Linked DNA regions of Homo sapiens: regions 1 and 2 are each linked to region 3. Evidence: read pairs that join two places in POLR2A ChIA-PET (ENCODE). Cell type or tissue: Panc1. All regions are shown on one strand.

What was found. ChIA-PET counts read pairs that join two places held together with the same protein. Peaks named below come from ENCODE experiments on the same cell type or tissue, not always from the same donor. Only the 100,000 strongest peaks of a DNase experiment are listed, where the experiment ranks them.
Region 1: POLR2A ChIA-PET joins it to region 3 with 9 read pairs; 2 of 35 experiments call an interaction of 5 or more read pairs at or near these places.
Region 2: POLR2A ChIA-PET joins it to region 3 with 6 read pairs; 6 of 35 experiments call an interaction of 5 or more read pairs at or near these places.

What each region holds. Positions count from the first base shown.
Region 1 is chr10:72,855,078-72,859,077 of GRCh38, reverse strand. The region is part of intron 2 of MCU (mitochondrial calcium uniporter); the gene reads right to left. Among named protein-coding and RNA genes, the nearest start is that of OIT3, 37 kb to the left of the region's middle. In Panc1, no CTCF peak of the experiment used is centred here; no DNase peak of the experiment used is centred here.
Region 2 is chr10:72,733,498-72,737,497 of GRCh38, reverse strand. The region is part of intron 1 of MCU (mitochondrial calcium uniporter); the gene reads right to left. Among named protein-coding and RNA genes, the nearest start is that of MIR4676, 14 kb to the right of the region's middle. In Panc1, no CTCF peak of the experiment used is centred here; no DNase peak of the experiment used is centred here.
Region 3 is chr10:72,781,373-72,785,372 of GRCh38, reverse strand. All of the region lies in intron 1 of MCU (mitochondrial calcium uniporter), which reads right to left. Among named protein-coding and RNA genes, the nearest start is that of MIR4676, 62 kb to the right of the region's middle. RefSeq lists a silencer at 1,708-2,002. In Panc1, no CTCF peak of the experiment used is centred here; DNase peaks (open chromatin) are centred at 522, 906 and 1,982.

The DNA.
Region 1 (4,000 bases), 74 kb before region 3:
TTTAAAATGTTTTCAAAGAAGGTTTAAGAACATGCCCTTTAGCTTTAGTTGAAGGTTATTCTGGGAACTGGCTTATAAAAGATCAAATGGATCACATAGCTCATTTTACAGATATGAAAAAACAGGCAAGGAACTGTCTTCTGAGTGGGTCAAGGAGAGGCTTTCCCAAGGATATCAGGTGAAGTTCTTGATATTGGTGAATACAAGCCCTGGTTCCATTTAGCAAGATTTTATTAAGCAGTCAGAGATTGCTGGGCTAGACTTCATAGCCTGTAGGACGTGGCTCTCGGGATCCAGAGCTTTCAAGAAGTACACTAATAAGTGAGACTCTTACTCCAAAACAGTCAATTCATGTATATATAGTACAGTATTATATCCAAGCTGATAAGTGAGAAACAAAAGTGAAATCCTAAGCCCCTCAACTGACTGAATGGACCCCCTCTTGGCCAAGGGGACCCCAGGGTAAACCTTTAAAGCTAAGTTCTCAGCCATGACAGGATGGGAGGTCAGACACAATTCATTATACCCCTTCCTTGCTAGCCACCATTAGGCATTCTTTCCTAAGGGCTTAAGAGAAACTAGCCCTTTCAGAAGACTCCACCACTGATATCAACCAATTAACTGACCAACACTGCCCCTTTTTTTTGCCTGACAAGAGGCCACCGACCGTGGAGTGGTTCTGGCCAGTCTACAGAGAATGCGCAGTGAGGGTTTTCACACCCTCTGCTTCATCTTTTGATGCCAGAGAGCTGAAAACTCCACCCTCAGATCATGCTGACGCAGCCATTTTTTGTACACGGGACCCATGAAGGGGCATGAAGATCAGTTGTGCATACACACATTTCTCCTTTCATAAATATGCATGGCCTCTCCTATAGCGTACTGAGTATGTATATTTGGCCACCCTGCTCAGCATGCATCCTGTTCTTTTTGCCTCTTCCTCAAAGTGTCTGTTTTTGGCTTCTGAATGGAGGCTACACTTCCCAGCCTGTCAGAATGGCCACCCTGCAGCCTGCAACCTTTATGAGAAATATAGGTCTCCTTTCCAAATTTATGAACCTCGCCATTCTTCAGTTGTCATAAGTTAGCATTCTATCAAAAACAATTCATGTTCTCTTGAATGTCTTCATGAGCTTGGCTAGACAGAACCAAAACTCAGATGTTTAAGATTTTATAACAAAATGTTATGAAGGGAAAATTTATTATGAACTATTAAATTGAAGGGATCTTCTACAAAAGTATAGCATAGAATGCCTATTTCCTTATTTTCTCCCTCAGTATTCTTGATTTGTAGGGTCCCAGTAGAACAACTATCAAAATAGCCCTCTTTTGGAATAATTTTCACATACATTTTTTTAAAAATGCATTTTTAAAATAAAAAATTTTTACATAAGCAACTGAGCATTTAAAGATGATGTTAGCACTGAGGAAAGAAAACAGGCTTTGGAGTCAAATATGGGACTGAACCTTGGCTCTGTAATTTTGGGTGTATTATATAACTTCTCTGAGCCTCACTTTTTTCGTATATAAAATGGGCTTTGGCCAGGCATGGTGGCTCATGCCTGTAATCCCAGCACTTTGGGAGGCCGAGGTGGGCAGATCATGAGGTCAAGAGATTGAGACCATCTTGGCCAATGTGGTAAAACCCTGTCTCTACTAAAAATAAAAAAATTAGCTGGGCATGGTGGTGCACGCTTGTAGTCCCAGCTACTCGGGAGGCTGAGGCAGGAGAATCACTTCAACCCAGGAGGTGGAGGCTGCAGTGAGCCAAGATCGCGACACTGCACTCCAGCCTGGCAACAGAGTGAGAATCTGTCTGAAAAAAAAAGGGGGGGGTTTAATCCCTAACTCACAGAGCTGTTGTGAGAAATGAGTGAAATACATAAATAATTTAAAACACTTAGCATATTACATGATACATAAATGATAATGTTTCCTTACTAGCTTCTTTGAAGAATCAAAAGTTGACCAGATGTGGCGACATGTGTCTGTAGTCTCAGCTACTCAGGAGGCTGAGGCAGAAGGATTGCTTGAGCCCAGGAGTTTGAATCTACAGTGAGCTATGATTGTGCCACTGCACTCCAGCCTGAGCAACCGAGTGGGACCCCATGTCTAAAACCTTTTTTTTTTTTTTTTTTTTTGAGACATCTTGCTCTATCACCCAGGAGTGCAGCGGCATGATCACAGCTCACTGCAGACTCGAGCTCCCAAGCTCAAGCGATTCTTTTGCCTCAGGCTCCCAAGTTGCTGGGAACTACAGGCGTGCACCACCATGCCAGGCTATTTTTTTTTTTTTTTTTTTTTTTTTTAGAGACAGGGTTTCACCACGTTGCCCAGGCTGGTCTTGAACTCCTGAGCTTGAGCAGCGACCCACCTTGGCCACCCAAAGTGCTGGGACTAAAGCCATGAGCCACTATGCCTGGCTTCTAAAAACAATTTTTAAAAATAAAGTAAGAGTCAAAAATTACATTCTATTATGCTTCTAAGGATTTATATCCCTACTAATCAAAGAGTTTATAGCAAACATATGTTAAGATTAATGTTTTGGAAATCCAAAATGCATCAAGCTTTCCATAGTTGTAGTTGTAGACATTTACATCTTATTTCCTTGTCTATTCTAGTAATTCATAAGGCCTACATTATATACAAAATCTTCACACTAAAATCTTTCATGATTTGAATTTTCAAGAAATAAACCTAATTGAGACATAGTTTATAAATAACAAAATACATTCTTACTTAAAATGGAAATCTGATGAGTTTTTACATAAGAATCAAAATAAAGAACATTTCTATGATTCCCCCAAATTCTCTGATCCCCATCCCAGTTAATCCCTGGGTAACCATTGATCTGATTTTGTCACCACAGATTATATTAGGTTTTTATAGATTTTTATATAAATAAAATCACGCTATGGACCCTTTTATATCTGGCTTCTTTCTCTTGGCATGATTATGAGATTCACCTATGTTGTTATTAGTAGTTCATTAATTAACTAGTTCATTAGTAGTCATTCATTTGTATTGCTGAGAAGGGTGTCAATGCATAGACACACCACAACTTGTTTATCCAGTTGACGAACATCTGGGTTGTTTCCAGGTTTTGGCTACTATGAATAAAGCTTTTATGATTATTTGCATACAAGCCTTTGTGTGACATGTTTTCATAGTATATCTTTCCCTATCCTTTTACCTTATCCATGTTTTATTTAAAGTGAGTTTCCTGTAGAAAGCTTATAGTTGGGTCTTGCTATTTTATCCAATCTAACAATCTCTGCCTTTTAATTAAAGTATGTATATTATTTGCATTTAATGTAATTTAAGTATGGCTGAATATAAGTCTTACCATCTTACTACTTATTTTCTTTTTGACCCTACTGTTCTTTCTTCTACTTTTCCTCTATTCTTGCCATTTTTAGATTTACTATCTTTTAATCTCTTTAAAAAGGATTTTTTCATTTAATCACTATTTATTATAATTTAATCTCTTTTTTTAGAGACAGGGTCCTAATCTGTCTCCCAGCCTGGAGTACAGTGGTGTGATCACAGCTCACTGCAGCCTTGATCTCCTGGGCTCAAGTGATCCTCCTACCTCAGCTTCCTGAGTGGCTAGGACTATAGGCATATGTAACTGTGCCTGGATAATTTTTTTTTTTGGTGGGGGTAGAGACAGGGTCTCACTATGTTGCCCAGGCTGACCTTGAACTCCTGGACTCAAGCTATTCTCACACCTCAGCATCCCAAAGTGCTGGAATTACAGTATTGAGCCACAATGCTCAGGCTAATCTCTGCTATTGACTTATTAAATATACCTTATTTTATTTATTTTTATTTTTTTTGAGATAGGGTCTTGCTCTGTTGCCCAGGCTGGAGTGCAATAGTGGGATCTTGGCTCACTGCAACCTCCACCTCCTGAGTTCAAGCCATTCTCCTGCCTCTACCTCCTGGGTAGCTGAGACTACAGGTACCCATCACCACAACCATACTAATTTTTCTTTAG
Region 2 (4,000 bases), 48 kb after region 3:
GCCAACTTTCCTTCTAAGGAATTCATACATGGCTGCTTCCCTTACCCCCTCTCTTTACATTTCAAATTATCGACCCAATACAACTAGACTATATGCTCTTTAAAGTCTGGGGCCCAGGCCTAGCAATGGGCATTTTACACAGAAGGTACAGAATAATAATTTTTTGAAACAAGTATTTCTTGAATTGAGGTTTCTGCTCATCTATTATTACCACTTTTATTCCTATAATGTTAAAGTTTCTGCTATTAACATTAGTGACTTCTGTTCTTTCTTCCTGACCTCAAAGACACTACCATATCCAAGAATGAAAACTCATGACTGGAGAATTTGAACTACACAACTACTATGGTATCAACAACCGCTATAGTATCAAACTGAAGTTTAGAGAAAGCAAGTTAAGAGTCATATTCAAGAAAAATGTCTGTGGCCATTTAGAGTTTAAACCACAATTCATATACCCCACACGCTTCACTAACAAGACTAGAAAGCTTTTGGGAACACTGTAGTGAAGTATCAACAGTCTTACATAAACTTTTTTTAAACATTGAAAGCGACCAGCCTGTGAAAGCTCTTTTAGCAAATGCTAACACATTTTTCCTAGCACTACCATCTCAAACACCAAACAGCTTTATGTTGACAGCACGCAACAATGTCCAAGATTGTCCACCATTTAGACTGCTAAATGCCTGGCCTAAAAAATCATCAAAAGGGCACTATTGAGCTAAGGCAAAGGAAGCATATTAATAAATCTCTTTACTGACAAAATGTTACAGATTTGTTAAGTACATGAGAGAACTACAGCATTTAAATAATCAAAATCCTAAGCAAACATTTACTAAGATAATAATGGCAGGAGGAGGTGTGGCTCAGTTTCTGTTTACGATCTATTTACTAAAGCAGCTTAGCAACATTTATCCTAAACATACCCAGGATGCAAGTGTTGGTCATAATCCTTCTTTCCTAATAAGCATAAAGGGCCAACCCTTGGTCTCTGGGGGATATAACAGAACCATCTGGGGAAAAACAAAAGATGTCTGGGTTAGAAGGAAATATTTTCCTAAGAATGCAACAATTTTTTCCACTCTCACTTCCTTTTAGGACTAAACCTTTAGACAGGGGTACTAGGCAGCAGCAGTCAGGGCCTTACTGTCTAGTTATCTGATAATCCAAACCTTGGAGATGAAGGTAAATCTGAGCATGCAGAATGATCTGTAACAGCCCAGCTAACTTTCACTGTCACCAGCCAGATCAACTACAGAAAAGAATAAAGGCTAATGAAGCAAATCAGTCTTCCAATGGCAAAAAAAAATCCATATATCCAACGTCCATGAATACACAAATCTGTCAATAGAGGGTTTTAAACACTTAAATTGTTTATAGTAATTTACTAAGTTACTTTTGAAAAATTGTAAAGTATTAATTTGTGTTGATTTGCAAAACGAGAATATTTTTTGCATCAATGTCACTAGCCAAGAAACAAGTGTTTACAACTGTTTTAATAGAGCAATATATACTCATTGTAGAAACTAAAATTAAATACAGAAGTACATAACATGGGAAATGACAGTCTCCTATCCCATCCCCTAGAGACAACCACTATTAACACTTTAAACCCCAGTATTCTGCAATGTTCTATGATTACCAAATATTAATATCAAGGTTGAAGATCCACAAAGATATTCTATATAATTAGGCACCTTCTCCACTCCTGTACCCAACTAGTGAAACTAAAATAGTCTACAATGTCCCTGCCAAGTGTTCATCCAGCTTCTGCTTGAACAAATCTTGTGACATAGATCTGATTACCTCCCAAGGCAGTCCACTCTACCTTACAACAGCTTTATTCTAATACTGAGTGGCTAGTTACCTTCCCATTAGATCATTCTGGTTTCTCTCTTGAATATGCCTTTGTTTTTAAATGTTTACCATTAAAATAAGGTACCTAGACATGAACACAATACTTTGGGACAATCATAGTCCTCATTCTGGACACCATGCTTCTATTAATAGAGCCCAGATAATACTGTGGACTCATGATGAACATGCTGTCAAGTGAAACCCTCCAGGTATTTTTCATATTACCTGCTATTAAACCACATCACATCCATCTACAATAACACTAACTTTTTAGATCATATATGGGATTTTGCACTTATCAATGTTTAATACGTTTTAATCAATTCAGTCAATTCTTTCAGTCTGATAACTATTTTCAATCTCTAGTCTGAAAAAAAACCCAACACACTTTAACAATACAACTTATTTTCATTGCCAGTTCCAGGTCATATATGGGTTTGCAAAGCAAGTCATTAATATTCCATCCATGTCATTAATAAAAATGCTGAACACTGAAATACTACTCAGCTATCAAAAAAAAAAAATTCTGATACATGATACAACACAGACGAATTTTTTTTTTTTTTTGAGACAATCTCACTCTGTCACCCAGCCTGCACTGCGGTGGCCCGATCACAGCCCACTGAAGCCTCAACCTCCTGAGCTCAGGCAATCCAGCCTCAGCCTCCCTAGTAGCTGGGACTACGGGTATGCACCACCACACCCAGCTAATTTTTTTAAAATTATTCGTAGAGACGGGGTCACACCTGTAATGCCAATACTTTGGGAGGCTGAGGTGGGAGAATAGCTTGAGCCAGGAGTTCAAGACTAGCCTGGGCAACATAGTGAGACCTGTCTCCACAAAAAAAAAAATTTTTTTAATAGCTAGGCATGGTGTCACACGCCTTTGGTCCTAGCTACTTGGGAGGCAGAGGTGGGAGGATTGCTTGAGCCTGGGAGGTCAAGGCTGCGGTGAGCCATGATCAGGCCACCAAGCTCCAGCCTGGGTGACAGAGTGACCCTGTCTCAAAAAAACAGTGATTGTTTGTAAGGAAATTATTAAAACCTTGGTTCAATATCCAATATCTTAACTTTAAATTTTCAAATACTTCAAAACTAGTAAGTATTACTATGCCTAAAGCACAGTGCAGTCCAACGGAATATGTGAGCCACATATATAATTTTAACTAGGCCAGTAGTCACATTAATAAGAAAAAGATAAAATTAATTTTAGTAACATTTTACTTAACACAATATATAGGAAATATTATTTCAACACAAAAATAATCCAATGTATATTTTGTATTTGCAGTACATAGTAGTTTGGACTACACACACCTCAAGTCACATGTGGCCAGTGACTAAATGTCCATTTTAGATCTGAGTAAAGCAAGGAATTTCTTTCTTTCTTTTTTAGAAACAGGATCTTGCTCCATCACCCAGGCAGGAGTGCAGTGGCTCAATCATAGCTCACTGCAGCCTCAAACTCCTGGCCTCAAGGGATCCTCCTGCCTCAGCCTCCCAAAGTGCTAGAATTACAGGTGTGAGCAAACGCACCCAATCAGGAATTTCTTTTGTAGTATTCATCAGTTTTTATAGATTCTGCCTCTAGTTCTTACTTGTAATTTCCAATTAACATAATTATTATTTACTCTGAGGAGTTTTTCTTTCCTTCTTGGACCACATTCCCTTTAAAGCTTCTGTTAACAGACTCCTACTATAATTTTCTGAATTTTAAAAAATATTACTTTTAAAATAATTTTTCCAAATTTTCTCCAATAAGCATATTGTACCATCATAATAAAAAGTTAATTCTTTAAAACAAACAAACAAAAAAAGCAGGCCCAGGTTTACTTTATCTACCTTCTGTGAAATTAAACTACCAGAAAGGCTTGTCAAGACTGAGTAGATGCTGCAAGTTAAGCTATATAAGATTATCTAAATGTTCTTTAAAAAAATATATATATATATATATATATATGAAACATATATATCGGGTACCACCAACAGAGTACTCGTTATGTGCCAAGCACTGCCATAAATGCTTTTCACACATTGGTTCATTTTATATTCACAACAACCTTACAAGATTTCCCTTTTTTTAGACATGGGGGTCTGGCTGTGCTGCCCAAGCTGGACTCGAATTCCTGGGCTCAAGCAATCC
Region 3 (4,000 bases):
CTGCATACCACAGGGAAGTTCATTAACCTAAGTGGTAGGGGGCAGCAGGAGGGGAGACAGGGAGACAACAGAAGCAGGGAAAGAGAAAGGAGAAACAAAGTTGTAGCTTTGGTAAACACCACCACTAACCTTGTTGCAGAGACACCAAGGTTATTAGAAAAGTGACGGCAGTAGCACTGCCAGGTTTGGCTGGAGCAGCCACCACTACCACTTGCTTCGCCGACTGTGTAATATATGTGGAAATGTGGGAGATTCTCGTGCTACATCATGAAACTGCATCTGTATGCTAAATATCTAGAGACAGGAAGAGCCCTGGAAAAGGAAAAGAAGAGCAATCCCTGTACTATGTAGAAGCCTAAAATCCTTGACAACGCAAGATTCTCCTTGAACAGCTCTATCAAGCAAGTAAAAGACACACACACCAGGAATTGGTTGACTGGTGCTTTAAAATCATTATCCATGTGTGTTTTGCTCCTCACTCCAACAAGGGCATTATATAGAGCTGAGAACACATCAGCATTTAGGAATTTCCCAAAATACTCTTGGTAGGAGGGATTCCCCACACCCAAGCCCATGAAAAGGCAAAGCTGCTCTGCAACTTACTTCAGCCAGAGAGGCAGGGTGCACAGCCAGCCCTCACTCACACACCCACGCACACATACGGACAGGCTTTCCCTAGCATCCTGCACTGAAAATGAGGAGACTGTTCCCTTGACTCCCTGCACAGTGCCACATTAACATTTTCAGAAGCTACTGGATACACAGAAGGCTTTTCCTGACAAACAAGGACATCCAGAGATCTAATCCCTGCTGACAACTGCTTTGTGGAACTTTCTGTCCTTTTCAGACATGCCTACTTAAATCTATTCTTTAACCTCTCCTGCAACCAAATGTAGCCAATTAAAAATTGTACTTACCTTCAACAAAATGGGAAAATTACTCACAGCTACAAGGTGGCTTGATTTTAAGTAAATGAATCACATTTATATTAGCTTTAAAAATCACAATTACTATTTGCATAAGACACATCCTTCTAAGAGATCTATCAAAACAGAGCAACATTTTCCAAACGTGACAGTATTAATTTGATAGGATCTGAAAAAACAAAGCCTTTGTACTTCCCTTTTAGTGAAATTCAAAGTAATCTCTCTGAATTACATACTCTTTATATTGTTCTCAAGAGGGAGCAGAAGAAAATCTTCTTTTGGAAAATGTCATCCCCTGAGAGATCCAGGTAAGTGGGCATTCATCTTTGCAGTACAACATGAGGGGTTAAGCAAGGAGCTACACCATCCAACGGTGCCCGGCTTTCCCCCGGCTTCACTTGGATCAAGCAGCAGGGTTAATTACGTGGAACAGCCAAAAAGGTAAAGTAACTGGGTATTGACTTTTGGGGGCTGGTAATTTCTATAGTGCCTATGGCTCTAGACTTCCTAATAAGCTTTTCCTTAATCTGCTTTTGAAACTAAAGAGTCAAGAACAAAGTAAAACAATTTTTTAAAAAGAAATAAAGAAAGAAACAAGCAACATCCTCCCCACTCCCCAACATTTGGAGCTAATCATGGGGAAAATCCTTCCTATAGGCATTTGATTTTAGGTACTTGTCACATTTTCTTTCCCAACTCCACTCCACCCCACTCTATGCGTTTTTCTTGGCATGATCTCTCTCCCTTCCTTTGAGAAAATAAACTGCATTTGCTCTATATTAACACTTCAGATACAACAGCTCCCCCCAACAAAATCCTCTCTTTATCCTGGAAGGTTTAACTTGACATGTTTTTTTCCTCAGAAGAAACCAGGCTAGAAATCCCAACACTGCTCCACTAAGTAAACTCTCCTAGGAAGAGAGGATTCACATGGCATATGCAAAGCCTCCTAGATGCCAAAGAGTTGAATAAGTGGCACATGGCATATGCAAAGCCTCCTAGATGCCAAAGAGTTGAATAAGTGGCATGTGGCAGTTCCACACCTGAGTCCAAAACACATCCCTTCAAAGAGCCACCAGTGTGATGTCCTCAATAATATTCTAAAATGAATAGCATCACACTGTTTTGGACATGAAGGTGATGGTTCTGAAAGGATAGGAAGGAATGTAAAACATAATCTATTTTAAAGTATCTGGAGGCTCTACATATAATGTAACTAGGTGGTATGCCTATGCCAGATGATAAAATCTAATTTGAAAAGTCTACACATTGACATTCTCTACCAAGGTGGAGCACACACAATGCGGTGGTTTCATTCAAACTATTCAATGAAGTACTTAGGGTGAATATTGATTATGCTTAAAGTGCATTCCACAAATACTTCAAACAAACTGAGTTATTTCCTTTTTCCATGGCCAGAAACTCCCTTCGCATTTTCCTATAGGAAGCTTAAATATAAGCTCTCATATTTAAGCCTCAACTGATTCTGCAAATTGCTCAGGTTTGCCTTAGGTTCAGTGAAAGACATAACCAGTCACAAATATTTCTAAACTCCTTCTGCAGGATGTTGGCTCACAGTAACACAGCTGCACTAGAATCAAAATAACTTCTGAAGCTACTGGCTTTGCTGGACAAGATACGAATAATACATAAGCCCTATATGCAAGAAACTAGTGAGAGGAACTAGACACACATCCCTGTAAAGTTAAATAAGCAAACAAAAGTTAAAATGAGTTCCACAGAAGAGGCAGAAATTCAGTTTGATTTTTAAGGATTATGGGCCGGGCGTGGTAGCTCATGCCTGTAATCCCAACACTTTGGGAGGCCAAGGCGGGTAGCCTGAGGTCAGGAGTTTGAGACTAGATTGGCCAACATGGCGAAACCCCGCCTCTACTGAAAATACAAAAATTAGCTGGGTATGGTGGCAGGTGCCTGTAATCCCAGCTACTCAGGAGGCTGGAGGCATGAGAATCGCTTGAACCCAGGAGGCAGAGGTTGCAGTGAGCCGAGACTGCGCCACTGCACCCCAGCCCAGGTGACAAGAGCAAAACTCCATCTCCAAAAACAACAACAAAACAGATACACGATTTTAAGGATTATGTACGAGTTAGAAAAACGGAAAAGAATAAAAGAGTATTTGAAAAAGCACAGGGTGAAGAAGTACACATAGCATGAGGGTATGAAGGTACCGGGCACTCTACAAGTAGAAATGGACAAGCTTAAGTATCGCTCTAACTCTATAAGCACTCCACAAAGGAGTATTGGGGCAGGCTAAGGAGGAATATGGCACAATCTTTTGTACTGCCAATTGCTGTGTTCCTCTCATCTGAATGTGTGTCATGGTATTTTTTGTGGAATCAGCAATGGTGAAGGAGAGCTCTGGGGCAGAGTATAGAGACTCATGATCTGGGGACTGTGGGGAGGAGTCTGCAGTGTCCTGGTAGCATTCATTGGTTTCTTTCATGAAAGTGACCCCAAACATCTGATGAAGATGAAAAGGAGTTTCCCCTTTTTGCAGCCTATTCATGGCCACAAAGCACAGTGTCCTTGTTTTGTCAGAATTGACTATTTGGATCTTCCAGAGAGATCCTGTCACTAAAATGGATTCCAAGATCATTATTCCTTTGGCCAAGTCGCAAAGACCTTAAACATACTGCAGCAACCAAAGGAAGAAGAAAAAAAAAGAAATAACATAAAAGTAGGTTCCTATTTTTCTGAAGTATTATTTGGGAACTAAGTAACCTGTCACTCTCATTCTTCACCTAGGAATTAGCTCAGGCTAAGCTCTCATATTTAAGCCTCAACTGATTCTCAGGAAAACAAAACATCTGCTTAAGTTTTGCAGATGCACATGACCATCTATTTCTGAAAACAACCATAAATACTCAAACTCCGAAAGGCTTGTTTTAACCAAACATGGAATAAATGAATGATACTTCAAATACTGTATGCTCTGTGTATTTCTGGTTTTGTGGAATCTTTACCACCTATAACCTGACTAGGACTTAAGAGATGACTTTAACTCTACAATGATTCATTTAAAAATAATAAATCTAAGATACTGAGTAGGCTGT